Linked DNA regions of Homo sapiens: region 2 is linked to region 1. Evidence: read pairs that join two places in POLR2A ChIA-PET (ENCODE). Cell type or tissue: OCI-LY7. All regions are shown on one strand. Links, peaks and the distances in the headings refer to the core of each region. The heading gives the core; the rest is flanking DNA.

Region 1 (2,813 bases), core at 243-2,742:
CGGTCTCCCAAAGTGCTGGGATTACAGGTGTGAACCACCATGCCCAGCCGTTTGTTTTTATTATTATTTAAATACTCCTGGGCTCAAGAGATCCTCCTGCCTCAGTCTCCGAAAGTGTTGGGATTACAGGTGTGAGCCACCGTGCCCAGCTGGAGTTAGCACAAAATTCTTTGGTTAAAAAAGCTAATAAAAATGCTGAAAAATGAGATTCTCCTTTTTGTTCTTAAGGCCTTTAAAATATGCTTAAAGCTTGAAGATAATTAGTGAAATTATGTGAGGGATTATGTTAACACTATATGTGCCTTGGAAATGGAAGATACTTCAGGGAAATGAAGGCATTTAGTACATACCTCTGTGGTTCGTTCTATTAAATTACTCTTTTGAGTTAACATAAAATTTCTATCACAGGAATTGAAATTCCAGAGTAATTTGGATGGAAATGAACTCATGCTGTCTATGTAAAATGTGTGTAAAAGTAAACACTAAAATATTAAAGTATGGAAAATCTTCTTTGAGTAATTTGCTCATTCAAAATGTTTGATTATAAAGAAACCACACCTATTACTCTGCTCTTTTTCCCAGGCTGCATTGCGTCAGATTACTGATAAAGCTCGTGAATTTGGAGCTGGTCCTTTGTTTAATCAGATTCTTCCTCTGCTGATGTCTCCTACACTTGAGGATCAAGAGCGTCATTTACTTGTGAAAGTTATTGATAGGATACTGTACAAACTTGATGACTTAGTTCGTCCATATGTGCATAAGGTTTGTTCTCCTTAATAGTGTTTCTGATAGTTTAAAGTTTTAACTTTTTCAGTTAATCAATGTTAAATTTACATATTCTCCTAGACCTTTTCCTTTGCACAAGTACACACCATACATGTACAAATACAGTTTTATACAGATGTACAGATGTTAGTTTTTGTCATCTTTGCCGTAAGAGGTTCATATTATTTAATTTTTTCATTTGCTTTTATTAAAATTAGATTAGGATGAGAACATATGAGAACTAACGCCAGTTAGTATTAAGAACCAGTTTTTTCACCGATGGTAATTATGGTGCAGTATGTTCATAGGGTGTATAAGTTATTTCTTTAAAAAATATTGAATATTAGTGTGTCACTAATAGCTCTCTTAAATTTTCATCTCTGTCTGGAGTTTGAACTTGTATAATTAAAATTCTTAAACAGTTCGTCCCTTGATTAACAAAAGTCCTGATAATTCTAAATTTCTTATGTATGTTTAATTCTGTACATGAGCATTTCATCAGTAATTGATGTGAAAGTGTAGCTTCTTCTCTTTTCTCTTTTTCAGATCCTCGTGGTCATTGAACCGCTATTGATTGATGAAGATTACTATGCTAGAGTGGAAGGCCGAGAGATCATTTCTAATTTGGCAAAGGTATTTACATTTAATTTCTAGAGAAGAAAATTTATATCTGTTTATGGAATTGATTATGGAAAGAAATGGTTGAAGATTAATATTACCAACTCATGACTGTCCTTTCTTTGTTTACATTTTAGGCTGCTGGTCTGGCTACTATGATCTCTACCATGAGACCTGATATAGATAACATGGATGAGTATGTCCGTAACACAACAGCTAGAGCTTTTGCTGTTGTAGCCTCTGCCCTGGGCATTCCTTCTTTATTGCCCTTCTTAAAAGCTGTGTGCAAAAGCAAGAAGTCCTGGCAAGCGAGACACACTGGTATTAAGATTGTACAACAGATAGCTATTCTTATGGGCTGTGCCATCTTGCCACATCTTAGAAGTTTAGTTGAAATCATTGAACATGGTAAGTTGTAATGTAACTTTGTCTTTTTTTTTTTTTCTTTAGGAGACAGGGTCTTACTATGTTGCCCAGACTGGACTCAAACCTTTGGGCTCAAGTGATCCTCCTGCTCAGCCTCCTTAGTAGTTGGGACTAGAGGTACACACACAGCCTGTCCATGTTTAATAGGACAGCTGTCCTAAAATTTGGGCTACTGATTTGGGGAGATAAATGGAAAGGCATAGCTCTACAAACTATAGATTTTATGATGGGTTTGTTATATTATCTGCTGACAGGCTATGGTTCATGTTTTGCTTTTACCTAATTTTGTTTAATGTGAACATATTCTGCAGTTTGGCTGAATAGTTGATATATTGAGAGAATCTGGATGATATTGTGTAACTTAGGTAATGTTGGGGCATAGTTAAAACCTGTGTTTGGTTTTGTAGGTCTTGTGGATGAGCAGCAGAAAGTTCGGACCATCAGTGCTTTGGCCATTGCTGCCTTGGCTGAAGCAGCAACTCCTTATGGTATCGAATCTTTTGATTCTGTGTTAAAGCCTTTATGGAAGGGTATCCGCCAACACAGAGGAAAGGTAAATCCACCAATTACCTTTTGATTTATCTTCATTAAAGTTAAGGCGACATAAATCTAAATTACTAAAGTACATATATTTTTTATTTAAAAATAGGGTTTGGCTGCTTTCTTGAAGGCTATTGGGTATCTTATTCCTCTTATGGATGCAGAATATGCCAACTACTATACTAGAGAAGTGATGTTAATCCTTATTCGAGAATTCCAGTCTCCTGATGAGGAAATGAAAAAAATTGTGCTGAAGGTAATTATTCCAGATTTGTTAATGTAAACTGGATATGTTTCATGGTTCTAACAGAATTTTAAAGTGTTTTTAAAAATCAACAAAAAAAACTGTATGTTACACGAATACTGTTTGATTTGTTTTTAAATTTTATTTTTTAAAATCACGTAATCAGCAATGAGTATTCTCTTCATTTCAGGTCAGTTGATTTATTATTACTATTTCTTAA
Region 2 (2,813 bases), core at 130-2,629, 320 kb after region 1:
TAAAAAAGACCCCTTCCCCCTACCTCAGCCCCCAAATTGTATGAGCTTCATGAGCCACACAAGTTGGATCTGCCACTACCCTTGATCCTTTGGCATCATTCAGTAAGAGACAGGTGCTTTATATCAGCTGGCATGCTACACCAACACATACTTATTTTAAAAAGTTCTTACATGTTATGATTGAAAGAGCTATTTCTCTGAGAAGGTGGCTATAAAGGGTGGGTGTGGGGTGAGGAGAGCCCTGCTCAGGTTTATCATTGAGATCATTTTTCTTATTTAAGTTATAGTAATAATTCCAGGCCACTTCTAGCATCCTAAGTTTAGAACAATGATGGACAATTGTCTCTTTTGTATGCTCACATTTAAAAAATATCAGACCTGTACAGAAAGTGACAACATACAATTCCAGATTCATGTCTGAAATTCCTATTAGAATTACTATTTAGCTACATGCCCTTTAATAGGAAAAATCACTTTGATGGGTCCTTTTCTCTCTACTAAATATGATTTATTGCTTCTGCAAATGATAAAGAAGCTATGGAAGATCACTGTGCTCCATGACATCATTTTCAGCCTTGGTTCTGCACATTTATTTGCATAAATTACAAAGACAGGGAAATACAGTTGTTTTATTTTCTATTAAGGAGTATCTGGGTTGAAAGTGGTTATCATGGTGAATTCATTCTGCTGTGATAGAAGGTAACGCCCATCCACTCTGGCTCATTGTTTAAAGGTGACATGAAATTATTATAGGTTTAAGTGGTTGTTTCATAAACTCTTGACGGTTTTGGAAAAAGAATTTTAGGATAAATGATGAAACCATCACTGGAGGGTTTAATCATGTAATAATCATTAAATTTCTTAGTCATGGAATTAAAAATATTCCACCAAGCTCTTTAATCTATTGATTTATTAGCTTTGAAAAAGGAATCATAGGAACTTTAGATCCTTACAATATGTCATTACTCTAGTATGTTCAGGTTTTTATTAGCGGAATTTAGACCAGGAGCTATCTTTTCATCTGGTCCTGTACTCTGCAGAAAATAGCTCTTGCTGAAGATAGGCCAGTAATTGATCTCTTCCATCTTAATGATGTTTTCCCTGTCTTTCTAGTAATGTGGAATGTATAAAACTCTTGCAGAGCAGCGGAGCAGATTTCCATAAAAAGGACAAGTGTGGGAGGTATGTAATCAGAGAGTTGTGCTTCAAGTGCTTAAATAAGAGGAACTGGGAGTGGTCTATGTAGTAATCAAGTTAGGTTGAAATGGTAAACCGGGAAGTTAGCTGGGGGGATTCCATCCTCCTCGGAAGGAAGTCCCTTCTCATAGAGGTTGCCAACAAAGCAAATAACAAGTCACAAAGAAAGCATCTCCACTCACAGCTGCTGTTTAGATGTGCCAATTGTCTCCCTTTTTTTTTTCAGTTAAAAGACAAAACAAAACTCCTACATGGATATAGTTTGGAAAATTCTGTTTCTAGCAGAGTGGAACACATAAATCCTAGTCTTAAGATCTAGAATATTTTATTATATGTATTGAACATTTCATCTTGGGATGAATTTTCAGACATGTTTAAAACATTAAGTGCACACACACCACCAATGGGTCATAGAACTCTTCTTACCTTAATGGTCCTTTATGTAAGTAAATGATGCCATGATGCTAGCTGGTACATGGATATATATTTTTCATGTATATATATAATTTTTTTTCCCATTGCATCTCTTTACCCTTCCTTTCTACATGTACCCTCCTTCTCTGGGGTTGCCACAAATTTCTCTTCTTACCAACTTGTCTAAGGCAACTCCTACCCGCCCTTTCAGATTCATGTCAGTGACACCTCCTTGTGCACCGATGGCATGCCCCTCTTCTCTGCTCCCCTAGCACCCTAATCCTTCATGACTGCAGAGTACCTCACACTATTCTTATGGACTCTCACTCCTTGTGTCTCTCCCTGTTATGGGAAAGGGGTCCCCATCCAGACCCCAAGAGAGGGTTCTTGTATCTTGCGCAAGAAACAATTCAGGGCGAGTCCATAGAGTAAAGTGAAAGCAAGTTTATTGAGAAAGTAAAGAAGTAAAAGAATGGCTACTCCATAGACAGAGTAGCTCCAAGGGCTGCTGGTGGCCCATTTTTACGGTTATTTCTTGATTATATGCTAAACAAGGGGTGGATTATTCATTCCTCCCCTTTTTAGACCATATAGGGTAACTTCCTGATGTTGCCATGGCATTTGTAAACTGTCATGGGGCTGGTGGGAGTGTAGCAGTGAGGATGACCAGAGGTCATTCCTGTTGCCTTCTTGGTTTTGGTGGGTTTTGACCGGCTTCTTTACTGTGACCTGTTTCATCAGCAAGGTCTTCATGACCGGTATCTTGTGCCGACCTCCTGTCTTATGTTATGACTTAGAATGCCTAAGCATCTGGGAATGCAGCCCAGTAGGTCTCAGCCTCATTTTACCCAGCCCTTATTCAAGATGGAGTTGCTCTGGTTCACATGTCTCTGACATCCCCACCTGACTGTGAGCCTCCTCAGGACAAGAACTGGGTATCATTTTCTCCCTATCTTTGGGCCCCGTCGTGAGGTTCTTACCTAGTAATTTTCAGTCTAATTAAAACATATGCAATCTAATATGTAAAGTATTTAAAATTTCTTTTGAACCAAAGAGGAGAAAAATCAACTAGTGAGAGAGCCCATAAGTTGACTATAAAATATGAAATAATTATACTTGAAAACTGATCATTTGTTTATTATTCTTTGACTATCAGCTGGTCATACCAGAAAAACTGCTGAACAATCGAGAGCTAAAAATAA

The links. Peaks named below come from ENCODE experiments on the same cell type or tissue, not always from the same donor. Only the 100,000 strongest peaks of a DNase experiment are listed, where the experiment ranks them.
Region 2: POLR2A ChIA-PET joins it to region 1 with 5 read pairs; 2 of 35 experiments call an interaction of 5 or more read pairs at or near these places.

The regions. Positions count from the first base shown.
Region 1 is chr2:197,401,534-197,404,346 of GRCh38, reverse strand. It overlaps SF3B1 (splicing factor 3b subunit 1), which reads left to right. Exons shown (of 25, transcript NM_012433.4): 12 at 583-762; 13 at 1,312-1,398; 14 at 1,521-1,791; 15 at 2,217-2,362; 16 at 2,459-2,605. Among named protein-coding and RNA genes, the nearest start is that of SF3B1, 32 kb to the left of the region's middle. In OCI-LY7, for the core only: no CTCF peak of the experiment used is centred there; no DNase peak of the experiment used is centred there.
Region 2 is chr2:197,085,049-197,087,861 of GRCh38, reverse strand. ANKRD44 (ankyrin repeat domain 44) reads left to right here. Exons shown (of 28, transcript NM_001195144.2): 13 at 1,114-1,182. Among named protein-coding and RNA genes, the nearest start is that of ANKRD44-AS1, 110 kb to the left of the region's middle. In OCI-LY7, for the core only: no CTCF peak of the experiment used is centred there; a DNase peak (open chromatin) is centred at 1,271.